Linked DNA regions of Homo sapiens: region 1 is linked to region 2. Evidence: chromatin loops called from intact Hi-C (ENCODE). Cell type or tissue: OCI-LY7. All regions are shown on one strand. Links, peaks and the distances in the headings refer to the core of each region. The heading gives the core; the rest is flanking DNA. Region 1 has its middle 68 kb from the start of BALR6. Region 2 overlaps BALR6 (B-cell acute lymphoblastic leukemia associated long RNA 6).

Region 1 (15,431 bases), core at 6,593-9,092, 230 kb after region 2:
TCTTGAATAACAGTGCTATATCTGTTTCACTTCTCTCTTTCTATACAATAAATCCCTTGCAGGCAGGAAATACTACTGCATTGTCTAGTGTTGTTAGAGTGCCTGCTTTACTTGCAGGATGGAAGAATGAATTTTTTTTAAAAGATTAGTCACTGGCTTTTATCTCTCAAGCTCTAGAAGAACTACAGATAATTCAATTTTACTAGAGGCAGCAAAGTGTTATTTTAAGAAAAACTGATCTTTGGAGCAGAAGGTTTGGAAATTATACTAGTCTCTTACTAGTTATGTGACCTTGGCCATGTCATCTAATCTCACTGAGCCAAAATTAACTCATCTGTTTAAAAAGGTTAATTATACATGTACTTTCTACCTTGCAGGGCCATTGTGGGAATAAAATGAGGTAACATGTGGGAAGTCATTTTCAAACCTGTATGCTATAGCTCTTCTTCCTCCTTGTCTCCCTCCTCTCCTCTCCCCTCATCTTTTCTAAAGATGAAGTATTGCTATGTTGCCCAGGCTGGTCTTGAAGTCTTGAGCTCCAGAGATCTGTCCTCCTCGGCCTACCAAAGTGCTGGGATTACAGGCATGAGCCACCATCCCTGGCACATTCATACAGGGTATTGCTATGTTGCCCAGGCTGGTCTTGAATTCCTAGGCTCAAGCAATCCTCCTGCCTCAGCCTCCCAAGTATCTGGGGCTTAAAGGTGCATGCCAATGCATTCAGTTCCCATTCATGATTTTAAAAACAATGTCTTATCAAGCCAGAAAGGGCAGTTCCAAGGGAAGGGAGGTTCCTCAAAATTATAAAGGTCATCTACAAGAAAATCTATAGCTAATATCATACTCAACAATGAAAGACTGGTTTCCACCTAAGGTAAGAAACATGACAAGGATGTCAATTCTCACCACTCCTACTCAACATTGTCCTGGAGGTCCTAGCCAATGCAATAAGGTAAGAAAAAGAAATTAAAGGTATACAGTTTGGAAAGAAAGAGATAAAAGTATCCCATTCACCAACAACATAATTGTCTATATAGAAAATTCCAAGAAACTTTTTTAAAAAATAAAAAATAAAAAGTTTCTATAATTAATAAGTGAACTTAGCAGGATTGCACCATACAAGCTCTACACAAGAAAATCATATTTCTTTTTCTGTAAGCCTCAGTTTTCTCATCTGTAAATTAGAGAAAATAATAAAATTTGCACTAAAACTTAATTTTAAGAGATAAACAGTTAATGTATGCAAATCATTCAGCATAATGCCTTGCATATTGTAAGTGCTTGATAAAAGCTGTCACATCACTATTATTAAATACAGGAAGGCAGATATGAAGGCCTGTGAAGTTGATGTAAAAGAGAACTATGGGTTTTGTGGACTAAAATTTCAATATGAGATTAGTAGATCTAGCTACCAAAAATAGCTAAGGCAATCTTAGGACTGCATTCTGAGATCTCCAGAATAAGGACATATTAAGCACACATATAAGACCCTCAACTTGAGTTCTGTGTTCAGTTTTGAATGCCATATCTTAACAGGTACATTGAGAAAACCAGGAGGATAAAGGTTTAGGAAACTATGCCATGACGACAGCAAATAAGGCTGAATGGCAGTGGCTTATCTCCATTGCCTTAACAGTTGGCTTGACAGTTACATGATAGTAGCCCACAAATATGCAAAGATCTGTCATATGGTATGAAGATAGACATTCTCCAGAAGACATTCTGTGACCAGAAGGTAGCAAGTATACACTTATTTAAATATAATATTATAAGTAACAATGAAAGATCCTCCCAAATTGGGCTGGTTACCTTGTGGGATGGGATGAACAGAAATATGATCCCCATCTTTATAAATAAGGAAAATTAAGACTAAAATTAGGGAACTTGACCAAAAGCTCAAAGCTAGCCAATATACAACCATGATTTAAATCTTGGTCTTTTGCCTCTGTATCCAAGGATTGTTATGGTCAATCGAAGAGTGGGGCTAGGACTGGAGTCCACAGTTTCTGGCTCAGCTATTTAGTCAAGTGGCCTGGGCCTCATGAGTGAGAAAGGTGGAAGCCAAAATGCAACTGTTTTGAAGCAACTTTCTAACTATGTTGGAGTTAGTCCACAGTGCTAAGTTTAAATGCAGAAAGGTGCAGAATTTAACCATCCAGCTAGTTAGAGCTATCCACCAAATGAATGTGGGATAGGGTGATGGGGTGTGAGCAGATGCTATTGATGTTTTTTGCCGAGTGTTTGAAAACCCACTACGAATATTGATGCCAAGAGCTTGTTGCTGGCTTTTAAAAACAAACAGAAGATGGAACAGCCATTTTTTTTCTCAATACAAGATACTGTTAGCCAAATACAGAATTTCAGTTTGGTTAAGAAACACAGGTCCATCACACATTTACTCCTATTGTCAAAATGTGGTTGTTGATGCTTTGGAGAGCGAACTCTCCTGAAAGTGTCATAGTAACCTCAGCATACAGAGGCCCAGGCGGCCAGGCCATATGTGTGATGATGCCGTGTCCTGACAGCTGAATCAGCCAATGAATGAATTTTTAAATAATTATTCAATCTCTTCCAACAGAAGCTCATTAGCTGCTACCATTGTCACCCTCTATCTTGCCAATGAATTGACTTTTCAGTTCAGTAAAAGCTTAGAATTTTCCTACTCATGCAGGCAGATTAAAGCTCTCAACTAACTCAGGTGTAACTTATTTAATTCACCATCCAACTAATTACTGCAGATGCAGATAAACCAGGCTAACAGGAAAGAATCCACCTCCTAAAACAAAACAAAGAGCAAGTAAGCATGTTTCTCAATACTCAGCAAAGGCTGTGTCAGATGGCAGACATTTTTTAAAAACAAACAAAAATATGCTCCAATGACTTTGAAAATCAATGAATTATAAAGGGAAAAAATATAGCATGGTCTTTGTGCATTTAGGATCTACTTGGTTCAATTTTGAATGTCATTTAACAACAGAAGTACAATCAACTGTTTTAGTCAAGTAAAATTTGAATTCTCACACAATTTCATTTTAAACCAAGTATTTTTTATTACCAAAGAATAAACTATGTAGACTAGAATCAAGGACATTTTTAATGTGCACTCTCTGCCCTTCACAGAAGTTAACTTTGAAATGTAAACTTAATTGCATGTCTTTTACTCTAAATAACATTAATTGGATGTATTTTATTTTAGTAAAAATGTATGTTTTGAAGGGAGATAACAAAAAAAATCAGACTTTGTTTTGACAGGTCATTTTCTCAAAACATATATTCAGGAAATAAGTTATTTGAGCACATGCTCTGAAAACAATAGAGAACCAATCTTAAATGTCTTGTTAATTCATTTTTTCATTTACAAATGTTATAGACTGAATAAAAGTAAATGGTGCTGGGAAAATTGGTTAGCCATATGTAGAAAGCTGAAACTGGATCCCTTCCTTACACCTTATACAAAAATTAATTCAAGATGGATTAAAGACTTAAATGTTAGACCTAAAACTGTAAAAACCCTAGAAGAAAACCTAGGCAATACCATTCAGGACATAGGCATGGGCAAGGATTTCATGTCTAAAACACCAAAAGCAATGGCAACAAAAGCCAAAGTTGACAAATGGGATCTAATTAAACTAAAGAGCTTCTGCACAGCAAAAGAAACTACCATCAGAGTGAACAGGCAACCTACAGAATGGGAGAAAATTTTTGCAATCTACTCATCTGACAAAGGGCTAATATCCAGAATCTACAATGAACTCAAACAAATTTACAAGAAGAAAACAAACAACCCCATCAAAAAGTGGGCAAAGGATATGAACAGACATGTCTCAAAAGAAGACATTTATGCAGCCAGAAGACACATGAAAAAATGCTCATCATCACTGGCCATCAGAGAAATGCAAATCAAAACCACAATGAGATACCATCTCACACCAGTTAGAATGGAGATCATTAAAAAGTCAGGAAACAACAGGTGCTGGAGAGGATGTGGAAAATAGGAACACTTTTGTACTGTTGGTAGGACTGTAAACTAGCTCAACCGTTGTGGAAGTCAGTGTGGTGATTCCTCAGGGATCTAGACTAGAAATACCATTTGACCCAGCCATCCCATTACTGGGTATATACCCAAAGGATTATAAAACATGCTGCTATAAAGACACATGCACACGTATGTTTATTGCGGCACTATTCACAATAGCAAAGACTTGGAACCAACCCAAATGTCCAACAGTGATATACTGGATTAAGAAAATGTGGCACATATACACCATGGAATACTATGCAGCCATAAAAAATGATGAGTTCATGTTCTTTGTAGGGACGTGGATGAAGCTGGAAACCATCATTCTCAGCAAACTATCGCAAGGACAAAAAACCAAACACTGCATGTTCTCACTCATAGGTGGGAATTGAACAATGAGAACTCATGGACACAGGAAGGGGAACATCACACACACCAGGGCCTGTTGTGGGGTGGGGGGAGTGGGGAGGGATAGCATGAGGAGATATACCTAATGTTAAATGACGAGTTAATGGGTGCAACACACCAACATGGCACATGTATACATATGTAACAAACCTGCACGTTGTGCACATGTACCCTAAAACTTAAAGTATAATAAAAAAAAAGTTTTCTAACTTAGCAGAGAATGGTATTCTTGCCTATGCAAGAAAATCTCCATACAATATTATTCTATTTTATTAGTAACTACTACACAGTAACATTACATTCATGATACTCCTAGTAACCCATCACATGAAATGATTTTGGAAATATTTTATAGCCTCATTGTACAATAACTACACCCCTTTTTGAGAAGTATGGCCAAGGATAACATCCATGGGCAATAGAGAAAAGTTCAAGTACTCACTCCACCATTCACTCTGTGTGTAACCTCAGCAAATCCCTAACTTTCTAAGCATCAGTTTCTTCATCTGAAAAGTAAGAGTATCACTGCCCTTTTCTAACATGTAGCACAACTGAGCAAAAATAAGCCTTGATTACCCAAAATTCCATTAAAATAAGCAGGGTGTTGGAAGACTAGCCATTAAAATCTTGACTCATTATCAGATTATAGAAGCTCATTCATTCTAGATTTCTACATACTGTATAACAAAACAAAAGGGGATGCTTGAAATTAGCATTGTGTGATAACCTCAAAATTCTAAACCAGATATCAGCCTCCAATTCTTGAACTCTCTTTCTCTCTCTCTCTTCCTCTGTCTGATTCTATCTGTGTTTTCTTGTGCAGGTAAAGTCAATAGGCTCAGTTATGGGCCAGTGAAAGAGGTTTGTTTTTAAACTCTCTTTGGTTTAAAGTTGCTTCCGGCTTGGAGGAAGAAACCATCAACAACAACAATCCATTGCCCTGGAACATGGATGCCAGGACCCTTCCTGGAGAACCTAATTTAAAATTTCCTCAGCAAACATAACTCATGATATTTCCCAAAATGTGTTCTCCAAAGTTAAATCCCAAAAGGGAAACTAAGAGAGAGGAAAAAAAAAAAAAAGAGGCTCAATGATTAAATTGTTTGGAAAACTACATTTTTAAAACTTTTTTATGCCCCTCATGGAAATTCTTAGTTCTTCTTAGTTTAAATGAACAAATATTTGAAGAAAATAAATCTGTTTAAATTTGTTTAACCTAGTATTTCTCAAACATATTTGACTTTGTTCTCATGGTAGCTGTTTAGAAATCCCAATTTAGAGGAAGGCAAAGCAAGATGGCAGACTAGAAACCTCAACCGATCATTCCTCCCACAAGAACGCCAAGTTAACAACTGCCTACACAGAAAAAGCACCTTCACTAAAAACAAAAATCAGGTGAGCACTGGCAGTACCTGGTTCTAACTTCATATCACTGAAAGAGAGAGCCACTAAAGAGATAGAAAAAACAGTCCTGAATCGCCAGTGCCATCCCTTCCCAAGCCTGGCAGCAGAGGAGTAGTGGGGAGAGTTTCTCTGGGTGCTGGGGAAGAGAGAACACAGCAATTGTGAGGCACTTAACTCAGTTTTGTCCTGTTAGAGCAGAAAGAAAAACTGGACCAAACCCAGCTGACACCCACCCACAGACAAAGCATTTAAATTAACTCTAGCCAGAAGGAATTGCCATCCCAGCAGTCCGAACTTGAGTGCCTGCAAACCTCGCCACAGACGGCTGCAACACTGTGTCTCCAAGCAAATTTGAAAGGCTCTCTAGGCCATAAAGACTGAAACTCTTGGGTTAGTCCTAGTGCTGAACTAGGCCCAGAGGAAGTGGACTGAGGGGGTACATGACATACGGAGACACCAGCTAGGGCAGCCAAGGGAGTGCCGGTATCACCCCTCCCCTAATCCCAAGCTGTACAGCTCAAGGCTCCAAAAGAGACCTCTTCTTTCCACTTGAGGAGAGGAGAGGGAAGAGTAGGGAGGACTTTGTCTTGCATCTAAGATACCAGCTCAGCCACAGCAGGACAAGGCACCAGTCAGAGTCTGAGGCCCCCATTCCAGGCCCTAGCTCCCAGATGACATTTCTAAACAAACTCTGGGCCAGAAGAGAACCCATTGCCTTGAAGGAAAGGACCCAATCCTGGCAGCATTCATCACCTGCTAACTGAAGAGTCCTTGGTCCCTGAACAACCAGCAACAATACCCAGGTACTACATTGAGGGCCTTGGGTGAGCCTCTGAGACTTGCTGGCTTCAGCACTATACCAAATGTGGTGGCTGTGGGGCAAAACTTCATCTGCTTGAGAAAAGCAGAGGAAAAAGTAAATGGGATTTTGTCTTGCACCTTAGGTAACAGCACAGCCACAGTGGGGTAGAACACAAGTGGGCTCCTGGGGTCCCCAATTCCAGGACATGGCTCTTGGATGACATTCCTTGACCTCCCATTGGCCAGAGGGGAGTCTACTGCCCTAAAGGGTGAGTAATGAGCCAGACAGCATTCATGACAAGCTGACTTAAGAGACCTTGGGCCTTAAAGGAACATCAGCAGTAGTCTGGCATTACTCCTCATGGCTTGGGGTGGCAGTAGCTACAGGGTGAGGCTCCTTTGCCTATGGAAAGGGGAGGGAAGAGTGGGAAGGAATGCATCTTGTAGTTTTCGTGCCAGCTCAGCCACAATACAATAGAATACCAGATAAACTTCTAAGGAATTTAGCTCTTGTCCCTGACTCCCAGAAGGCAGTTCTGGACCCACCCAGGGACTGGGGGTCATTGCCACCATGAAAGGAAGGACACAGGCCTGGTTGACTTTGCCACCTGCTGACTGTAGAGCCCCAGGGCCATAAGTGAATATAGGCAGTTGTCATGGAGTGGCTACAGCAGGCCTTGGGTGAGACCTAGTCCTGTGCTGGCTTCAGGTCTGACCCAGTGTAGTCATAGTATTGGTGGCCACAGGGGTGCTTGTGTCACTTCACCTCCACCTTTAGCTAGCTCAGAACAGAAAGAGAGACCCTGTATGTTTGGAAGAAAGCAAGGAAAGAGAACAAGAGTCTCTGCCTGGTAATGCAGATCTCTCAGATCTTGTCCAAGACTAACAAGACAGTACCTCAAGTCTGCAAAAACCACAGTGTTACTGGGCTTGGGGCGCCCCCTAAAGCACAGCTTAGACCACAACACACAAGTCATTTCAAATATCTAGACAGCCTTCACAAGAAAGACAGCTATAAATAAGCCCAGACAGTAAAGACTACAATAAATACCAAACTCTTCAATACCCAAACACAAAAGAACATCTACTAGCATCAACACCATTTAGGAAAACATGGCCTCATGAAATGCACTAAATAAGTCACCAGGGAACAATCCTGGAGAAACAGGGATATGTGAACTTTCAGACAGAAAATTCAAATAGCTGTCATAAGGAAACTCAATGAAATTCAAGGTAACACAGAGAAAGAATTCAGATTCATATTAGATACGTTTAACAAAGAAATGGAAATAATTAAAAAGAATCAAGTAGAAATTCTAGAGCTGAAAAATGCAATTGGCATAGTAAAGAATGCATCAGAATCCTTTAATAGCAGAATTAATCACGCAGAAGAAAGAATTAGTAAGCTTGAATACAGGCTATTTTAAAATACACAGTCAGAGGAGACAAAAAAAGAATAAAACACAATGAAGCATGCCTACAGGATCTAGAAAATAGACTCAAGAGGGCAAATCTAAGATTTATTGGCCTTAAAGAGGAGGTAGAGAACAAGATAGGGATAGAAAGTTTATTCAAAGGAATAACAACAGAGAACTTCTCAAACCAAGAGGAAGAGATCAATATCCAAGTACAAGAAAGTTATAGAACAGCAAGCAAATTTAATGCAAAGGAGACTACTTCAAGACACTTAATAATACAATTCCCAAAGTTCAAGAATAAAGAAAGGAACCTAAAAGCAGAAAGAGAAAATAAATAAATAACATACAATGGAGCTCCAGTACATCTGGCAGCAGACTTTTCAGTGGAAAACTTACAGGCCAGGAGAGAGAGGCATGACATATTTAAAGTGCTGCAGGAAAATAACTTTTACCCTAGAATAGTGTATCAGGTGAAAATATCCTTCAAACTTGAAGGAGAATTAAAGACTTCCCCAGACAAACAAAAGCTGAGGGATTTCATCAATGCCAAGCCTGTCCTACAAGATATGCTAAAGGGAGAACTTTAATCAGAAAGAAAATGATATCAATAAGCAATAAGTAATCACCTGAAAGTACAAAACTCACGGGTAATGGTAAATACAGAGAAAAATACAGAATATTATAACACTATAACTGTGGTGTGTAAACTACTCTTATCCTAAGTAGAAAGACTGAATGATGAAACAATCAAAAATAATAACTACAACAACTTTTCCAGACATAGCCAGTACAAAAAGATATAAGTAGAAACAATAAAAAGTTGAAAAGTGAGGGAGTAAAGTTAAAGCATAGAGTTTTTGTTAGTTTTCCTTTTGCTTGTTTATTTCTTTGTTTATGCAAATAGTGTTAAGTTGTTATCAGGTTAAAATATGGGTTATAAGATAGTATTTGCAAGCCTCATGGTAACCTCAAACCAAAAAACATACAATGAATGCACAAAAAATAAAAACCAAGAAGCTGAATCATATCGCCAGAGAAAAATCACCTTCACTAGGGGAAAACAGGAAGGAAAGAAGGAAGAAAGATAAACCAGAAAACAAATAGGAGCTAAAAATAAAAACAATTGAATTCATGGACATAGAGAGCAGAAGGATGGTTACCAGAGGCTGGGAATGATAGTGGGGTTGGCCGGCGGCTGCGGCTGGGGAGGAGATGGGGATGGTTAGTGAGTATAAAAACATGGTAAGAATGAAGAAGACCTACTATTTTATAGTACGATAGGGATAGGGTGACTATAGTCAATAATAACATAATTATAAATTTTAAAATAACTTAAAGAGTGTAGTTGGATTGTTTGTAACTCAAAGGGCAAATGCTTGAGGGGATACTCCATTCCCTATAATGTGCTTATTTCACATTACAGGTCTGTATCAAAACACTTCATGTACCCCATAAATGTATACACCTACTATGTACCCACAAAAATGTTAAAAATAGAAAATAAAAACAAAATTTTGAAAAAGAAGTCTCACTTTAGTATTCCACCAAACACATTTAGGAAATTCTTGTTCAATTACTTGGTGCCCAGTATCACTTGAACCACCATCACATAGCCACTATATGGATCAAATGACGGTTCCCAAGGGAAAGAGTTTTTCAAAGTTACAATGTGTTTTGGTGATGATTCAGGGAAATTTAACAAACAAAAGGAAGACAAGCAAGAAAGGAAGTCTACATCAAAATATGAAGACTCTCAGCTATTATATGCTAAGCCATTACAAGGGATAGGAACCTACCCGGAGACTTAAGCAAATAAGGACATGTAGTAGTTCATGTATCTTAAAAATTCAAAGGTAGATTAAGCTTTGTAATGTAAATATTATTACCAGGCCTCTTATTTTCCTCTGTGTTAGCTTCATTCTCAGTCAAGATCCTTTTCTATGGCAGTCTCTGACCGCTTCAAACTAACAGTCTATCAGTTCAGAAGCCCCAGAAGAAAGAGCCCAACTTCCCAAAGGTCTAGCAAAAGTCCCAGACCTGACTTGAATTGAACCAATTTGGATTACCCACCCATTCCCGAAACAATTTGTGTAGCCAGAAGAGATGAAATAAGGGATGGAGGATGGGCCTGGCAAGAAATGGTTCACCAAAGGAATCTTAGGGTGATGTTACCAGAAGAAAGTGGAATAGATGCTGGGTAAACAAAACAACCTGGGTATCCAGAATATCCATCAAAGAAGGCCTGCCTGTGTGTATCTCCTTGGTATATAGAGACCATAAGACAATACATTATCTACTAAGTCTCTCTGCCTCATGACGCTGTCCTGCATCCAGGACTGCCTGTGCAGACTTCCACAAGAGGAGAAGCACAGGTTTGCCTAGGATTAAAGGCCACATGAAAGATAGCTATGCCTCTTATTCCAGGCTAGGAGGCCAGAATTGGATGTGTTTATCAGGACACTCATGATGCTTAGTCATGATTTTTAAGTAGTCTGAGCCATGCTTCAGGCATGTTCTGTAGGGGTAAGTGATTTTATTGTCAAAAAAAGTAACCTGCTGACATACATTAACGACGTGTGTGTGTGTGTATTCCTTTGTACCCTTACAATGAATTCTGAACTTCTATCATCCCATGAACCAAAGAGAAAATGACAGATGTTATTTTTTGGATAATCTGCTGTTCTGCTGAATGCTTTAGAGATTCTGAAGTTTAATCTTAATGTAAAATATTCTCTTATCATAAGGTTCCAGTACTGGGGGGAAGGGTAACTAAGTAATGCTGTGTAGTAAAAGAACATGGACTTTGGAACTAAATATATCTTCATCTATTCATTCAACACATATTTGCGGAGCAATTAAGAGGTGCCAGATATTATTCTGTGTGCTATAGATAGATACATCAGCAAACAAAATACAAAAATGCCTGCCCTTGTGTAGATTACATACTGGTGGGACTTGCATTCAAATTTCAGGTAATCAACTTGATCATCAACTAACCATATAAATTTGAATTTTTTCATCCGTAAAGAGGAAATGATAATCCCTTGCTTTTAGATGAAAAGTAAGAACTACATAGGATGATGCAGAACATGTCTCTAGCATGTCATCTAGGACACGGGTCCCCAGCCCTGGAACCTCAGACCAGAACCAGTCCTAGGCCTGTTAGGAACCTGGATGCACAGCACTAGGTGAGCCGAGGGCAAGCGAGCATTACTGCCTGAGCTCTGCCTCCTGTCAGATCAGCATTGGCATTAGATTCTCATAGGAGAGTGAACCCTATTGTGAACTGCACATGAGAGGGATCTAGGCTGCACGCTCCGCTCCTGATGAGAATCTAACTAATGCTTGATTATCTGAGGTGGAACAGTTTCATCCCCAAACTCTCACCCTGAGCCCACCCTGTCTGTGGAAAAATTGTCTTCACAGAACTTGTCCCTGGTGCCAAAAATGTTGGAGACCGCTGATCTAGGACATAGCAAACGTGCAATAAATGGCAGCCACTCTTGTAGCTATTATTCTAGTCTGTACAAATGGTTGAGTACCCACAAAAGACCTAAAGTAATGTTTTTGCAATAAAAAGAGAGTACACAAAATTAGATCTAAAAATCATAAATGAATTTTCCCAGTAGACAAAAAACATTGATAGTCATAATGTTTCTTTATGTTATTGAGATAGTAAAAACAGTGTGCAGAAACAAACGAATGAGAGGCAGAAACAAGAATCATCAGCCATCAACATTCTGGAACATTCACTTTTTAGGACAGTCCTCTGACCTCTGCTTGAACCCACCACTCTTTGCTGTCCTGTGATTTTTCCATATAGTAAATAGCATGTTATTTCGGTTCTGCCTGGCTGTTCACATCAAGAGTAAATAATCAGAGAACTCAAGGTTTAAAAAGTATGGTTACTCTAAAAGAAAAAAAGTGAGAGAGAGAGAAAAAAAATGATACCATAAGAAAACTGTTTTTCATGGCCACATAACCCCAGCAATAGAACACTAATGGTCGTTAAATACTATTCTAATCCTACAAGTGAACAGATTATTGAAAATTTCAAAGTGGCAGCTTTGATTTGAAGATTCACCTCATTGACTATCTAATTCATTCCTAATGACATAATCATTGGTGAACAGTAAACGCAATTCAGAGGGTCAGAACTCTCCTATTAGTCATTAGCTTTTATATCCAGAGTGCTATTTTACTACTGAGCCTTGTATTTTACTATTTAAAAGAAGAAAGTATCACGATTTTTAAGGTGATGATTATTAAAGTGCCGCCACAAACTGCACATGGTTATTATAGCACAAATAGCTATTTGAGACACACACAAAATACATTAAATCTGTTTCACATACAAGAAAATTTCTCAAATAAAACTCAGCTAGAGATAAATTAATTACCTTATTATGTTCCACAAGGAAAACAAGTGTTAGATACTCTGCTGCATTGTTTGTGGTAAGCAATCAATATTTTACTGTCTAACCATATTTAACTTTACATGTATATTTAAATCCCTTTCTACTAGGAATTCTAATACAATACTCTAAGCATAACTCATGGCCATATTCAGGTGAATTAAAGATTCCCTGAAATACACAACACGAAGGAAATAGTATTTCATCTGCATCTGTTTCTCTTATTTATTACCTAATCCTTCAACCCCCAATTCTCCCTACAGTTCTTTATTAATTTAAACAAAATACGTTCAATTGGACTTTTCTTAGTAAGGCACAAATCTGTACACTTACCCTATCACAAACCATTAATAAAAACCAAAAAAATTATATATAGTGAATACTTATATCAAAATCGGTTTCAAAAATGTTATGAGACTAATTAAAGAATTGTTCTTCCTTGTACTAGGCTCCTTTGAAAGGTTTGCTTATAGATTCGAGCAGCTCAAATATTGATCTGTTTCCTGTATTCTGAAGATGGATGGGACAGAACTGTAGTGTTTGGCTTTGCTATAGTTAACCCGAAAGCCTTTTAAATGTGCCTGAGAAATTAGTAAGTGGCAAGTTCAAGAGCTCTTTAAACATGGGAAATGTCATCATACCTACTGTTTGTTTTTTTTAATTTAAAATTTGTGATCAATGCCTCTATATTTCAAAATCCAATCATGGAGCTAATGCTAAAGAAAGCATAGTGGTGAAACAGAAAACATGCATAATGATGATGCTGGGTCCATATATATATATTAATGTGATGAGTCCTAGGAAAGGGGAGGAAGGGAAACCTGCCTTTTTTGTCAACTTGAAGTTACTGGACTTGATTTATCTTATTTTGCAGTTTATAAGATTAAAGAGTAATGTTCATTTTGCCCTTACATTTAATGTTTAAATTTAATAAATGTTTTCATCTTCGTGTCCATATGTCTGCTACTTCCCTTTCTCAAAATTTCAAAGTTGAATATTCTCTTAGAGCTTATTTCTCAGTAAACTCTAAAATTTACACTAACATTGTATATTTCCAAGGGTTGCCCATGAATTCTCAGAGTAAATCAATAAGTCAATGTCCCTTATTGTATCCATCCCAACAGTGCACAGAACCCTCCCCTATCTCATCTGGAGAGACACCAAAGAAATGAAAGGCAAGGTTTCCATCTAATGAGGTTGAGTGGACTTGGCACCCCAATATGAATGAAAACATTTATCCAATCATATTAGTAAAAATGGACAAGTTATTTGATGAACAGGATAGCTCTGAGCAATGTCATCATATAATATTAATTATCATATTTTATAACCCCCAGAGGCAAAGACTGGCCCTTTTGCAGATTTTTTTCCCAAGGGTTATAAAGTTCTCAATCTAGCACTTTTTCAAAAAAAATTAAAGATATTTTTATTGGAGGAGTAAAAGAGAAGTGTGGAGTTTAGCCAGGGTGGGAGGTTACTCTTTCTCTTTTTCCATGTCTAAAAACATACAGGTACAGATTATGCCAAAAAGCATTCAGTAATAATTCATTCTCAATCCTAACCTAGGCAATGCTCACAATTATCAGATTTTGTAATTCAAAAATAACTGTAACATATTACGTAAAATTGAGTTCTTCTGAATTCTCAACTATCTAAAATTTTTAGGAGGAAAGTGACCCATCAGCAGTGTTTTTCACGGCACTTGAAATAATTTCTCAGTCCTTTATCCTTTATTTTACAGTAAATTTTTCTTTGTTTGCAATAACTTCAGCAATGAAGATCGTGAATAAGGGAAAATGCATACCTTAAATTGGAATCTCTCATCATCCTTTGCCAAAAAGCCTCTAACATCGGACCATATTCTATGGACTTCTCACTTCCCACCATAACTTTCCCACCATAACTCTCCATCTCTCTATAACTCACCATCTCACTATAGGCTCTCTAATCTGTACATAATGGCAACCCTTAATATTTCCTCACTTTGAATTAATCCAATTAATTTTAACCCTTTTCTGCCCCATCTGGTTTAATCCCACTTTGCTAATAAGTAAGACCCAGATATTGCCTGAAAAGTTATAATGAGTCCCGAGAAATGTCCAGGTAGGGTTCTAACAAATTTAAAATGAGATGCAACTCATTTGAACCATTTTCATAGAGCTCAATAAAAAAAAAAATCACATCACAGTCAAAATTGTATCGGTAAGTTATTACTTCAATGCTCCATCTATATCTCTTGGGATCGTTTTTGAAGAAATGCTCTTGAACTACTGAAACACACTTTTATGCATTCTAATGACTGAGACGTTCAGGAGTATGAAAGTCCAGCTCTTTTGCCATACGTTTTGGAAAAGCTGCAGTTGTAAAACAAGAATTGATCGTCATAAAAAGGAATAATCAGAAATAAGAAATTTTGGCAATTAAAAATATAATTGCCATAAAAAATTGATAGAAAATATAGGGGGGGTGGAAGAAGAGAAAATATCCCAAAACACTGAGAAAAAAAAAAAAGAAATGGGTAACAAACAAAGAATCAGTTGAGGAGATCCATGAATGAGATACAAGAAGAAACTAAGAAAATAAAGGAAAGAAAACATTGGAGGCAAATTTCCACAGCTGAAAAATGACAGAAGCCATGAGATTAAAGGCAACCACAAAGTGCCTAACAGGATAACTTTAAGAAGAGCCATCTCTAGGGATAATTTGACATTTTGGATCACTGAGGACAATACGAAGATCCAAAAATAGTCACCTAAAAAGAACAGGTTATCTATATAGGAAGGAGAAGCACAAAGGCATCAGACCTCTCATCAGCAACATTAGCTGCTAAAAGACAATGGAGTAACCCTTTAAAGTTATGAGTAGAAATTATTTTGAACATAGAATTCTATTCATGCCAAAATAGCAAGTAAAGGCAAAACAAATACATTTTTAGACAAAAACTTTACCTCCATCAGTCCTTTGTAA
Region 2 (15,431 bases), core at 5,421-7,920:
TAGTCTTTTCTTCCCATGCACACTAATATGAAGGGGCCAAATTTAAAATCCTATGAATTTGTTTCACCAAACTGTAGAGGAAGATGGCAGACAAAGTAAACAGGGGAATTATAACATCTCAAGACTTCCATTGAATTTTCAGAGGTGAATCCTCTGAAGCAAACTACCAGTGTGGCATTTAGAAGGGTCTGTTTGTTAATTTTCTCTATTCATACGCCCCACTGCTCGGCACCTATACTATTCTCAATGAAGTTGGCCATGACCTCCACGTCACTACAACCAATGGGCTGTTTCACTCTCAAATTCCTTGATCACTCAGTAATAGTCAACAGCATGGACTGTTGTTCCCCTGGCATCCATAAGACCACACTCTCTTGACTTTCCTCCTACCTATCTAGATACTTCTCCTTAGTATATTCTCATCCTCTTCTACCCAGCTTTCAATTTCAGAGTTTCTCAAGGCTTGATCCTGGAGCTTCCTGCCTTCTTACTATCAACTCTCTTCCTCAGGGAGCTATTGATGTCCATGGCTTCTATTACTCTCTATATACCTATGACTCCCTGAGGTACATCTCCAGCTCAGATATCTTCCAGTCTTCACTTGGATGTCTCAAAGGCACTTACACTAAGCCAAACTCATGGTCTTTCCCCTCATCTTGAACCTTCTCTCATATTTCTGAACTCAGTCAATAACACGTCCATTTACATAGTTGCAGAGGCCATAAACAAGTCTATTTCTCATTATCCATTAATTTCATTCTTAAAATATTACTAGGGCCTTTCCCTTCTTGATTTCCACTGTGACAACTTTCATTTAAGCCTCTTTCACATTTCATCTGAAATATCTTTCTAATTTATCACTCCTTATCTTCCCTTGAGGCCCTTGCATGCATTCTCCCTTTAGCAGTCAGGGATATTCTATGAATATGGAAATTTGATCTGGGTTCTCTCTTAAAGGCCTTTAAACTTTCTCATTTTTCTGAGGATTAAAAACTCCCATCTTTAACATGGCCTAAACATGAAGGCCTGCAAAATAGGGGCAGGTTATCTTTACTGCATCCCTGCAATTTCCTGCTTCAACCACACTTGCCTCTTTTCTGCTCTTCCAAAGGGCCATATTCCTACCTGCTTTGGTGCCTTGTACATGCCTGGGCCTTTTCTCCTATTCAGCCTTCAGAGTTCAATGCCACGTTATATCCTCAATAAAGGATTTCCTGACCTCTCAGCCTAGGTCAAGTCTTTTTTTTAGATGATTATTTAGCCTGTGAACTTTTGCCTCATAACACTTATCATACGTTTGCTTATCTATCTATCTCATATGCACTTAATGTGGTCAATAAATGGATGCTCATCTTAGTGAACATTGGCCCAAAGTTTCCGACCAGGCAACCTGGGTAGTAAGCAACATTGTAGGGCATCTGTGATAATTACTGTGGTAGATTAATTGACAGCCCAATTAATAACTTCCCTGTATTCACACCCTTCACAACGTGACTTTGCAAATCATTCCATCAAGTATTAGAGTTGATTTCCCTACCTTTGAATGGGGACTGGGCTTGAGATTTGCTTTGGTGAAAGAATGAATGGGGGAAGAAGTGACAGGGTGCCAATTCCAAGCCTAGGCCTCAAGAGCCTTTGCATGCTTTCACTCACTCATTCTTTGGACCTCTGCTTTTGCCATGTGATCAATACCAGGATTGTTTATCAGATGATGAGAGATCCTGTAAAGCAGATCCTAGCCTTCCTAGCTAAGGTTTTCTTAGACTATGAAGCTTCTACCTAACCCACCATCTGACCACAGACCCATAAGCAAGTCCAGACACACTCAGCCAAACCTGGCACAGATTAGCTGAACTGCTCAGCTAAAATATGGACCCATTAGAAACAATAAATGGTGTTTTAGCCACTGACTTTTGGGGTGATTTGTTACACAGTAATAGATAAAGGATTCAGCTACCAACTAAAAGTTTCTCTATAATGTACACTTTATCCAAGGAAATGTATTTGAAGCCTCAAATGTTTAGCTATCAACAAATACCAGTGCCTTCTTTTCCTTTCCTTCTTATCTGGCTGGGTAAATGTATACATATTTTTACAGGACAGTGAATTCATCACCAAATATAGCCCTCTGAAAGGAATATAGGTGAAAGTCACTCCATATTTACAGAGAAATTTTATCAGACAAAAGCATCAACAGAAAAGACATGTTTAGTCTCCATTAACTACACAGCTGGACATTCTGGCTGGTCTGGGAGTTCAGCCTTTATTGGTGGGAGGCAATGTGTCAATTCTTCACCTGTATGTCCATCGGCTTTTGGGTCTTGAGGGCCATTGAGTGGAGTCTGATTATAAATTTGCTGCCTTATATCTACTGTATCCCCAAATCTACAGAGAAATAGAGAAATTTCTTGGCAGAAAAGAGAATAGAATATTGATACAGTCATGTGACAATAAAATATATCTAAAGGACAAGTGTGAATGCACCCTTGACCAAATAGTGGGAGGGGGCAGCAGACTCTGAGGGAACTCTCAATTGGTCCTGTCTAAGGGTTAGAGGTGACTCTGGTTTTAAATGCAGCCTTTAATATGCATCAGATTCCATTCTGACAGACTCATCCAGTTACTGGAGTATACCTTGGAGTAAATAGCTCCATGTGCATATATATATTGAAAGAGATAAACAACAAATTATAAATAGAATAAAAACTTAAGGATGGAAAATAAAACATCAACATTTAGAAGGAAATATGGGAGAATTTAGTTAGAATGTTATGTTAGGACATTATCTCCTAAACAAAATGCAAAATTTATAAAATCATAAAGGAAAAGATTCATATATTTGGCTGCATGAAAATTCTAAATTCTGTTCAGTAAAATTACCACATACAAAACTAACAAAAGAAAAGCCATAGACTGTCACACACACATATATAAACACACACACACACACGGAATCTAAATATATGGAAAAGGATCAGTATTCAAAATATACAAAGAATTCTTCCAAATCAATCAGAAAAAGCCAAGTACTCCCAGTGAAAAAATGTGCAGAGAATATTAATAGGAAATTCACACGATAAGAAATCTAAATGATTCACAAAACATAGGAGAAGATATTCAATCTCACTAAATGATTTGTCCACTTTATCTATCTGTTGGCAAAATTTTTAAGTCTGACATTATCAGGTGTTGAGCAGATTGTGGAAAAGTACAAACTATCATAAACTACCAATGGGCATATAAATCTATTGAGCCACTTTGGAGAGTAGTCTAGCAATGACTAGCACAATCCAGCAATTCCACTTCTGGCTATAAATTCTTTTTAAAAACTGTATTGCACATGTACAGAACAAAAAGTTCATCACATCATTGTTTCTAAAAAGAAAAAAAAAGAAATCTAAAATGTCCATCATTAAAGTGTGAGCGAATTAAGTTGCTGTGTTTGTATATAATGAAGTACTATATGGCAATTAAAATAATTTACATTATGTGTATGAATATGGCTAAATCTCTGAAAAGCATAATGTGGAGTGAAAAATACAAATTGCAGTTTCATGCATATGTAAAATACTATATATGAGAAAAATATATACATGTCTAATTTAAATATAACAAATGTATGTGAATAATAAACATAGCACCCATGATTGTGGCTGCCTTTGAGATTGAGAAAGAAGATAACAATGTCAGAATATATTTTAGAAAGACTTAACTGAATCTGGATTGTCTTCATTCTTTCATGAAAAATGAAAAAGATTGAAGCAAAAAAAAGAATACTGGAATATGTTAGTTCTACGTGATAATACATTGATATTTAACTTGTGTTTCTCTATAGTTTTCTGTATTTTAAAAATATTTAATCTTATTGTACAAGAACTTATTAAGCACTGATTAAGTGACAAAAAAAAAAGAAAAGAAAAAAGCAAGAAAAAAAGAACTCAGTTAGCTTCAGGTCCCTGTCTGCTCCGAGAAGTGTTCTGCAAAGTTACAAATGATGCCCGTGCATAAAGAGTTTCATGGTCAACAGAAATTAACATGAAGACCCAGGCTTGGCCTTCAGAGAGCTCCCGCTCCACGGGAAGAACTGACTCAGTTGTGTGTCTATGTAGCAGGTGACCAAAAGCTTCCCAAACTTCCATTTCTAGTAAACTAGGTGCACGGAACTCTGTTTTCACTTTCCTTTACTCCTTTCTGCCACACCTTGCAAGAGCTTCTTAAATTGTGAAATTTCTGACATTCATTTCTGTGAGTATTCTACAAAAGTAAGGATATTTTTGTCATCTTCCAAATGTCCAACACCTTTCTGGTTTTCTTTTTATATGGCTTCTAGATAGATTAACTTTTTTCTACCACGCTGTCTGAAAAGGTTACCATTTCAAAAGCTTTATTCAAGAAGGGTTGTGATAAAAGTGCCCTAAATTTCCACCCTATTGGATTGAGGATGTTGGATAGAAGTCTGAAAAATAGAAATATAGAAGCCAAAAAGAACTTTTTAAAAGGAGTGATAGAAAACCCAGTAGCCTAGTGAAGATCAATAGTACAGTGAAGACAAATGATCCAAGAGGCCAAGTTCACCTTTCCTCCTGGCATCCCTGGTATGTTCCAGGAAGAAAATCGGTACTGCTGAAGAATGGGATTGCCCGTAAATATTTCTTTAAAGCTGAAAGATATGGGGGAGACAGTGTCTTATTTTCACTTTCCCCTGAACTCTCCCCATCCATGTTCAACAGGAGTAGCTGGTGAAAGTGGGTATCAATGTTGCTTATTGGAGATGTTGTAAAGGGGACTCCAGCTTGGAAGGAAGGTTGGATTAGATCACCTCACTGCTTCCTTCTAAATCCATGCTTCTGATCCTAGAACAGGATGTTGCTGACTGAGACTCTGCAGGCTGGAAGCCTCAGAAAATGCACTCGGGTGGGGTGCTGAAAGCAAGTGGAATCTGAGGGAATTTATTTGGGCATTTACCCTGGGACCGCTTTGGAACCAAAGCGAGAGGCTGAGGAAGAGGGGAAAATGACAAGGAAACAATTTCTGAATGTGTGCAGAATCCAGAAAACATGTTTTACTATGTCCTCAGCTGAATTTTTGTCTCCCACTTTCCCTATGCCAAAAATGACCTCACTATATTCTTCACAGAATGAGGCTCATGGTTAGAAGTCTCTTTATACACAACAATAATTTTAGAATGTGATACATGAAGGAAAGCTATCCACCACATTATAGAAAATCCATGGCTTCCCTGTATCTATCAGGTAAAAGAAGTTACCTGAAATGCTCTGTCCTCTTCCTCCTCAGGGGTCAACAACTCACCCAACCCCTACAGCCCTGTCAAGGAGATCACATACAAAACCCACATGCCAGCCTATTTTTCTCCATTAAGCAAAATATCATCATGACATTCACTGAAAAAAGGGGTAAAGGAAGTCTGTGTTTCAGATTTTGTTTCAGTCTTCTGGAATCAAACAAAATAACCCACATAACGGCCTCTGGGGCAAAAAGTGTGCAAAAATGAAGGTTTTAGGAAAACTCCAAATTGGATCAGGCCTGAGACTTAAACTATATACCGTGATTCTTTGGTATTGTTTGGTTTCATCATCTGTCTCCCACTTTGCCCAACTTTTATCAGACAAGACAGGAAGCAGGCACTCTTTATTCTGTATGCACAGTAGCTCTCTCAAAAACATCTTTATTCAGCTTCTTCGCTAATGTCTCCGGCAAAGGCATCAACATGCTTTGTGCAAAATGAATTACTGCTAATTAAAAATCAACAGAAATGAGCATGCAACACTCTGTGCCCCATTAATATTTTAACCAGCAGCATGAGTAATTAAAGCTGCGCTAATTTTTTCCTCTCTCGCACAGCATCTATAACCAGTCAATAAATTACATAAAAAGTACAGGTGTGTTTCGCTGTCAGAGGCATAATATAATGATAAATCGACATCATTTCTCATACTTAACGGTCCCCCATTTGGTGCCAACTAAGAACTTGCTGTTATCTTTGCATTTGTAAATGACACACACGCATGCCACACACACACACACACACACACACAAAATACTAAAAGGGAAGGCCATACGCCAGTACTGGCCCAAGTTCATGGGCTTCAGTTTGTACTTCAAAAGAGGGAAGCTAGTTGTTTGATAAGCAAAGTCTGCTGCCCTATATTTTGTTTCCTCTATTTTTTTTCCTGATGTTCATGAAGAGGGGATATGCTCCCCAGCCCCCAGGAACTATGTCAGAAAGTAAGATGGAGGAAACCATTACCAATTTCTATTATATTTTTCAATGCACATCAAGATTCACACACACACACACACACACACACACAAACACACACACACACACACACACCCTGGTGAGTACAGACCCTAGCCCTCTGCCATTCCCCAGTTCACTAGGCAAACCACTTCTGCTTTTTCCATTTCAATGATTACTCTTTGTAAAGCTTTCTCTTTCAAAAAAAAAAAACCCGATATGTACAGATGTTAAGTGTTGCTCTTTTTTCTTCCATAGAAAACATTAAGAAGTTGTTATTTACTGCTTCCTTTGGAAAGGTTCTAAATTATTTATCCCTCAGTAGTTCTCACTCTTCTTTTCCCAGTTACATTCCTCTTTCTTAGGACCCCTCTTGCCCTCCTTCCACTGGCATCAGCACCACACAAGCCCCCAGGTTGTGCCTAAGAAAAGCACTACCTGTTTCAGGCCTTTCAGAAGGCAGCCAGTAGGTCCTGCTGTAGCTCTACATTTGCCTTCGTTGGTGAAGAGCTAGAGCTCCAACACGGCTTTCTCTAAGAGGCTGACTGTGAATGCAATTCTGAAGGATGGATTCAGCAATTCTGGGCATCCTACAATGTGTCTTCACTTTTCTGCTAAAAAATGAATGTCAGCAGACAGGATGAGAGAGACCATTTTTAATTCAGTATTACTTAAGTCGAAAATACGTCCCTCAATCTTTCCTCCTCTAAGTAGCTTTTTTATTTTTACTAATTAAACAATTGTTTGCTTTGGAGAAGCAGTAAAATACGTTGAGAGTACTTTTAGCCTAAGGCAACTAGATGCCCCAGATATATCAGGCCAGTACCATCTTTTTAATGGACTTTCTTGCTGTCTGCTGCAAACAATCTGGGCAGTGAGATGCTCCAGCTCTCCTGGTCTGTTTCCCCTCCACCCTGTTGCCGTTCCAATGGCCCGGACTCCTTCATGCCTCACATCTGCACCATTAGGCCCCAGAAAGGTGGGCAAGGGGCCCAGTGGCCACAAAACCACTTCTACTCACTGGCAATACTTCAACAACCCTGCTGCCTGCATCACAAAAATCTTCGATGATGTTCAGTTCACAAATCTGGTTAGCTTATTTTAGCCAACTGTACTATCCACAAAAATTAAGGCAATTATTGTTTGCTTTAGGAGGAGTTTGATCTGACAGTCCATTCTGCTCAGAAATTTTGTTTCCCATTATGGTGTGATGATTTTATTTCTCTCTAGCTCTCTCTCTTTTTAAAGATGTGTGTGATTGCTCAGACCCACAGACATACAACATACAAAGGTATAAATTTTACAAGTTAAATACAATTACTTCTATCCAGAATTCTACTAATGTTTGTTAATGACTTGACCTGTCTAAAATACATAGGAGGTAGTTTAAGGTGCGAGAAGGAACAGCAGTAAACAGAGGGGGAAGCTGAGCTCCAACCCTCGGTAATATCAATCACCCTCTCTCCCATAACTCCAAGTGCCAAAGGAAATACAGGAAATCTATGAAAGCTATTCTGCTTTTTTTCTCTGGGAAAATTCTATTTAAGTGGCAAGAGGGGAAAAAGGAAACAAGGAAGGAAGGAGGGGAGGAAGGAAGGAATGAAGGGAGGGAAGGAGGGAGGGAAAGAGGGAGAAGAAGGGGAGGAAAGAAAACACACAAAGCACACATAAGTGCCTCTCAAAATGTGAAAGATTTCTGTTTAATTTTGTTTAAGTGTTCTGTGCTATCAGTTGCTGCTTGAATTAAATGAAAAGCAATTTCAGCGGTAAGCTGAGCCCTTAAATGTAAGAAATAATTTCCACTTTTCCTCAGCTCCAATCCTAAATTAGAAGAGACCCAATAGCTCCAATGAGGCAAAGGTGGAGGTGGGGTGTTGGTTTCCACTGGCCCACCTCCTCAGTGGTCCTCTGGGAAACACTCTTAATAATAGCTCAAGGGCTGAATGGAAAGGAGACATCAAAGCCCATATTTGAGAATCACGAATCTTTCCTCTGTGATTCTTAAAAATATGCTACAGAAAGAGCTTTGACATTGCCTGAAAGAGCCATGTGCTTTTTAAAATCGTGAATTGGATTCTACACTATATCTTTGTTAGCATTTTTTTCACTTAAAAGTGTTTTAAATGAATTCCTCTTGCAGAATTTTATTCTTCCTTTGGATGCTCAATTTTCTAAGAAAGAAAGTAAATCCTGCCAACTTTTCGTTACACATGATAATGAGAGAGGGACATCATGGGCAAGTTACATTTATAAATAATCCTAAATTCCCCTTCTATGCAATGGTTTGAGCAAAAATTTGATCAAAATTGTTTTTAAAAACGTTTTAAAGAGAGAAGATAATAGTTCTATTTGTAGTTCCACTTATTTTTTTCTGCAGGGCTAACAGAAATAACCGTGAGGAGTGAAATGTTAAAAAGACAATTAAAAAATTGTTAATCAATGTTTATAGAAGGTCACTGCTTTTAGAAATCCTGGAGAAATGGTCACCATCATCAGAAATACTGTCAATATCTTTGACTTGTAAGATATGCTATAGTCAAGTTGTGCATCAAAAGCAATTGAAACAGATAAGAGTGTAATTAATTCTGTCTAAGAGTTGGAGGGGGAGACAAAGAGTGGAGAATGAGTATAAAAAATAGTACACAAGAGTTATAAAAGGTTTTCTCAAAAAGCTTAGATTCAATGGGGAAGAAAAAAGTAATGTGCATGAACAGATAGGCATGGTCCTACTGATCAGAAATATGGTCATCTTAGGCTCTCCTCTCTCTCTCCCCCATATTTAGTCTTTTACTAAACTCTGTCTCTTCTACCACCTTAACATCTCTTGAACTTGTCACTCCTCTCCCTTTTTGCTGCCATGCTATTATTTCAGGCCCCTGTTTCCCCTGACCTGGTGGTCAGAATAGTCTAAGTCATGCAGTGATAACAAATAACCCCAAAATCTCCGTGGCTTAACACAAATTTCTTATGTATACGACATATCCAGCATGCATCACCTGGAGCTCTGTTTATCATAACCACTCAGGGACCCTGGCTAAGTTCCTAATGGAAGCTCCATTATCACCAAGTTAGGAGCAAAAAAACAAGATGAATCATGCACTGGCTCTTAAAATTTCCACCCAGAAATGACACATGACACCTCAGCTAACATTTCATTAGCTAAAGCGAGTCACACAGCTACACCCAGCCTCGCAGGGAGCAGAGCAATCATGCCATGTGCCCAAAAGAAAGAAAGCTAGAAATATTTGTGGTTGCACAGCATGAATAACTACCACATCTGCTTTAACTGAATAGCCCCTTAACTGGTCTTCCAGCTTCCGGCCCCACCTCCTCCAATGCATCCTCCACACTGACCTTTCTTAAATTCAAATACGATTATCTAAGCATATTATCACTCTGATTAAAAATGTTCACTGCCACATATATCACTTGAGATGAAGCTAAACTTGTTTCCCATGTTGAGCAAGCCAGTTTAGATCTGGCCTTGGGCTCACTTACAGTTTCTTCCTCGTCCACCACCACTATGGAAAGCATCCCAGTGTGTACCCAGTGTACCATGTACTCCAGCCATATAGAAATATAAAAGTGACATATCTTTGTTACCTTTGCACATGCTCTCCCTAAGCCTAGAATGACTCCCAACCTATCCCATCCCTTTCCTCTTAAAGAAGACATCCACTAAGACTCATCTAAAATGTGATATTCTCTGGACCACTTCCCTGACATCAAAGGTTGAATTACATGTTTTTTCTCTGCTCATATGGTGCCACCTATATACCTCTTTTCATGCCTTTTTTGTGTGAGAGTTACTACTTACCTATTCAGTTTCTCTACCAATAGATTTTGAGCCCTCCAAAAGGAAATGGACTCTTTTTATGGCAAGGGCCTGGCTTATAATTGGTTATTTGAAAATGTTTATTGGGTAAGTAAAGTAAAGCACAAATACAAAGTCAACTTCTAAGCTCCAGTACATATTCTAAAGTCTATGGGAATACCGAGTAAATGAAACACTAGTCTCCATCCAAAAGTATATTCATTTTCTCTTATTTGCACATATGTATGTGTTACAATGCTGAATCATTGAGAATAATTAATGCACTTTCTCTTTTGTATTTTCAAGTACAGGTCCTTCATTTCTATTGACTTGGGACATCTGTCTTCCTAGGGAGAAGATTAGAAAGGCTGAACATGGAATATGAAAAGGAAATAAGGTAATTTTCAGTTTCTGACATTCAAATACACTGTATAAGATTTTGTGGCAAGACAATAATCCTGCAAGCTAGTCTCTTATATTAAGAAAAATTGTCCAAATTTAGCATATTGAAAGCCAGACTTGGTAGGCTGGAGGGAAGTTCAGACGAGAATAAGAGAAAACGCTTGTCCTCAGGAGTCAGATGAGAAGACACTCCCTGATTTAGTCTCTACAGACTACCTGGAAAGGGAGTGGATTGTTAGACAACTGGGAATAGTACTGAAGGCAGAAAGAGGCTCTTCTCCTTATGCCCCTCACCTCTAACAAACTCTCTAATTAGTGTTCAAAGAGTAGGCCACTTTGCAGATTATTTTCACTAATGTGGAATACAACCACATCCAAGTAAAAGAGGCAACAAGCCATGTGAAAAAGGAAGATCTGACATTTATCCTTCCCAAACCTGTGCTGTATACATGAGACCCAGAAGTAGCTACCATGTTTTCCCAAGGAAGTCATCATAACTAGGTGAAGTGACTGTAGTATGAGCTGTGGAGTGGACCACTGTCTCACTACGTTTTGTGTTGCTCTAAAGGAAAACCTGAGTCTGGGTAATTTTTAAAGAAAATAGGTTTATTTGGCTCACAGTTCTGTAGGCTGCATAAGAAGCATGGTGCCAGTCTCTGCTTCTGGTGAGGGCTCAGGTTGCTTCCACTCATGGCAGAAGGTGAAGGGGCACTGGCCTGTGTAGAGACTACATGGTGGGAGAGGAAGCAAGAGGAAGGTTGAGGAAGCAAGAGGAAGGGAGAGGGGTGGAGGTGCCAGGCTCTTTTTAAACAACCAGTTCTCCTGGGAAACTAATAGTGCAAGAACTCACTCACCCCCACAGCCAAGGTGCAGATTAATATATTCATTAAGGGTCCACCTCCATGACACAAACGCCTCCCATTATACTCCCACCTCAAACATTTGGATCAAATTTCAACAGGCGGTTTGGGGACACAAATGTTCAAACTACAACAACTACCAAGAGCAGCTCTCAGCCAGAGCTCAGAGGGGTTAAAGGTGATCCTAGGTGAGACCAAGTCAGGTATGGCTCACCATCATGAGCACTGTACAAGTCAAAGAGAGGACCATGGTGCAGCAGATTCCAATATCAGAGGCCAACAGGACATTCAGCGGTCTGTGAACATGAGTCATGACCTCAGACATCAATGAACTACAGCCTCAACACACCCAACAGCAGCCTGAAGCACAAAGCTTCTTCCTCTCAGTATTAGGAGGGTGTGTAGTAAGTCTCACATCCCTCCACCCTGTTCAGCTGGATGCTATCAGATAGAGAGGATATTTGGAAAAAAATAATAATTTTAAAGAAACTGATAAAATTATTGCAGCAGTGAAAGCTTTAAGGCAAATTACAAGAAAGAATGGGTAACCCAGTATCTTCTATGTCTTCATCACTGCAGCTCAGATATTTGCCGCTAAACCACAGGTTCCTAGATATTTAGTTAATATTTTTCCTGCCTTCCAATGAGCAGGGGATGTAAAAGACTACATTATTACAAAAAAAGAAATTTTTCTTTGCTGTACATCTGGTTAAATTTACAAACCCACTACATATGTATATGTGTATTTCATTTGGACTTACATGTCTTACAAGAGGAAAATATATTTCAAATGTTTCAATCACATATGTTTTATCCCTTGCAGTCTACACAATACTAGAATCTGGACTTATTGATTGTAAAATTCATTCCAGAACCTTCTAGAATTGTCCTTCCAGAAGGTCACAGTATTCATTTTTAATACCTGTGCTAGAGAGGTCTGGTACTTTCCCAAGTCTGGTTCTCGTCTTCCAGGCACACAGGAAGATGGCATTCCACCAGCTCTTTGTCATGCTGAAGGTCCTGTACGACTGTTTTTGGCCAGTGTGTTGTGGAAAGTGTGGCGTGGTCACTTCTAGCAAAAGAGATGAGCATGACCCTCCAAATGTCTCTTCCTCTGCCCCCGTCACTGAGAAGGCCATATATTTCAGGCGATATATTGGTAGTATAGGTCTCCAAGTTCTGTGTGAAGGAGAGGCCCCAGCTCTCTCATAGGGTACATGTAACATAAGTGAGAAATAAACTTTTGGTATGTTAATTAAGGGAGATTTTGGAGGTATTTGTTACCACAACAAAACCTACACTATCCTGACTAATACACTATATTTCAGTTTCTCAGACTGAAAAATAAAGATACGAACTGGGGTTTTATCAATAAAATGGTATGAATATGGGAACAAAAAGATATTTTAAGCCACTTAAAAGAACAATACAAATAAACTCTGCTCGCAAATATCACAACAAAGAATGGGTAACCCAGTATCTTCTATGTCTTGGTTACTGAAGCTCAGATATTTACCACTAAACCACAGGTTCCTAGACCATCAATGGCTCTTTGCTTCTGTAAGCTTCACTGGCCTCATCCAGATGGCAAGTGTGAATATGATGATAGGAAGCATCATCATATTAAAACAGTACACCTAGCTTCAAAACAGCAAAACAGTGAGATTCCAAATACCAGTGTGTTACTAAAATATGATACTATAGAACAAAGGATGCTATGATAGTCCAACATGTTCCAAAACACTTTTCCTGAGTTATTTTCTTTAGCTAGCTCTGTGTAAAACTATTGCATACTCTCTCAGGAAACATAAAAATGATCTTGAGTGAACTTAAAAGCATGGAACAATCTTTATATATGCTTTTGATTGGGGAAATGAATAAATAAAACACGCTTTAAAAAGAACAATTCACAAAATTAGCAATTCCCAATACATAAGAGTATGTTGGGTGCTGTACCTGTGGCAAAGTTCCAATACAGTGGGATAGTTTGTGGCGCCAGGCTTGGACTTTTTTGTAGCAGAGACATCATCATTATAATCCATTAATAGACAGCTCACTCCATAAATATGTACATAAATTCAAAATCTTAGTGGTGGTATTATTATTCTAATGGAAATATTGTACATCTCAAATCAATAGAGGTGCTGCATTTAATTTGGAATTCAAGTTTCTGTGACAATGTCGGACTGCCTTGAAGAATCCCATTTACTCTGTGGCGTCTTCATCTCTGATAATGGACCTTAGTTTTTTGATTACCTGAAAGCTAATTACTTTTAGGGCCTTGGAGATCAGTAGTCAATCATTTTGCCTTTGTTGGATCTTAGATGTGTTATCCTAGAGTGTATAGTGACCCATGTGCTCATTCTTCATTAATTCCCTCAACATATATTTATTGTTTCCCATGTGACAAAAACTGTACCAAGTGCAGCAGTGAACAAAACAAACAAAAAATGTTTGCTCTCATGGCACTTATGCTATAGCGGGGTATAGGGTTAGAAAGTCAGGGTCAAAGTTTGGCTCTGCTAATCCTCAGAACCTCAGTTTCCTCACTGATAAAACTACGGGGCTGGAGGAAGTTCTCAACCTAAGGCACCGCCTTAGAGGGTGTTTGGAAATACATTAGAAGGTTTCTGTTATAATAATAACTGAAGGATGCTATTGGTATTTAGTGTCAGAGGCCAGGAATGTTAAACATCTTTAAGGCAGGACAGTCTGTCACCAGAAAGTCTAGTTCTACCTAAAAATCCAAAAATGCAAGTGAAACTCCCTTTGAAAACCCCAGATGCTTTCCAAAGCTCTTTCCAGCTCTAACATCATATAAATTTGGACGAATTGGCTTCTATCTCTTCTTGAGAGAAAACAACTAGGTGCTTGCTATCGCAGCGGACACATCTAGGGAAGAGAATCTCTGATATTTCTTCGTTTCTCTTGGATCTTTTAACTGAAAATATAAACCTAGAGCCTTGTGAAAACGAAAACGCAAGCCAAAGACACATTGTCTCATTCCAAGAACAGATTCCCATCAGAAAGGTGTCTGGATTTTTTCCCCAATAAAGTACAGTAAGAGTTTCTTACAACCCTGAGAGAGCATTCTATACCAAAAGAGGCACCCTATTCACACCACAGATACAAGAAGCACACATTAACCTGGAATCTAAGTCCATCCTGAACAGAATTTTGTGGCTTAATTAACCAGATTGATCTCCCCTGCTCTTCCTGAACCACAATAGATAATGTCAGTGTTTTCTTACTATGAGTCTATTTATGGCATCAAATACCTACAAATGAGTTCCGTGATGCTCAAACATATATACCCTTCTCAGGCTGTCCTTCTTTGGAGATTTTGTTTACTTGCTTAGGGGAAAAATAAGAAATGAAATCAGTTGAGGGGAAGGGATGAATATGTGCATTTCTAACTATTCCCAGGTGACGGTAATGCTGCTGATGGCGGTCCCTGGCCCTCAGTTTGAGAACCACAAGTTCAGGCAAACTTTCTTCTAAGTAATTTCTGGGCTGAGTAAATGTCAAAATTGTTCTGTAGCTAGAAAATGCAGAAACTGGTTCCAGAGTTTGACCCTATTTTTGATGTTCAACTTTGGTGCCAAACTTTGACAAATATTGAACTCATAGTTTTCATTCAGGGTGGCTGACGGCCACTAACTACTAAAACAACAACAACAAATTCCATCAGTGGTATCTTTACCCAGCCCAACGAAGAAGCAAGTTTTAGGGGTAACAGCACATATTTCCTGGAGTTCCCACCCTTTAAAAATAGTGCTGCCCACTGGCCGGGCTCGATGGCTCACGCCTGTAATCCCAGCACTTTGGGAGGCCGAGGCGGGCGGATCATGAGGTCAGGAGATTGAGACCATCCTGGCTAACATGGTGAAAACCTGTCTCTACTAAAAATACAAAAAAAAATTAGCCAGGCGTGGTGGCGGGCGCCTGTAGTCCCAGCTACTCGGGAGGCTGAGGCAGGAGAATGGCCTGAACCCAGGAGGCGGAGCTTGCAGTGAGCCGAGATAGCGCCATTGCACTCCAGCCTGGGCGACAGAGGGAAACTCCGCCAAAAAAAAAAAAAAAAAAAAAATAGTGC

What was found. A loop is a pair of places that touch in the nucleus more often than their neighbours do. Peaks named below come from ENCODE experiments on the same cell type or tissue, not always from the same donor. Only the 100,000 strongest peaks of a DNase experiment are listed, where the experiment ranks them.
Region 1: it touches region 2 in a loop (3-fold over the local background); 2 of 110 quality-filtered maps call a loop at or near these places.

What each region holds. Positions count from the first base shown.
Region 1 is chr3:17,886,764-17,902,194 of GRCh38, reverse strand. No RefSeq gene overlaps it. Among named protein-coding and RNA genes, the nearest start is that of BALR6, 68 kb to the left of the region's middle. In OCI-LY7, for the core only: CTCF peaks have their summits at 7,372 and 7,578; a DNase peak (open chromatin) is centred at 7,554.
Region 2 is chr3:18,118,665-18,134,095 of GRCh38, reverse strand. All of the region lies in intron 4 of BALR6 (B-cell acute lymphoblastic leukemia associated long RNA 6), which reads right to left. Among named protein-coding and RNA genes, the nearest start is that of BALR6, 160 kb to the right of the region's middle. RefSeq lists an enhancer at 5,351-6,226. In OCI-LY7, for the core only: CTCF peaks have their summits at 6,514 and 6,721; DNase peaks (open chromatin) are centred at 6,395 and 6,725; H3K4me3 peaks cover 1,707 bases; H3K27ac peaks cover 2,243 bases.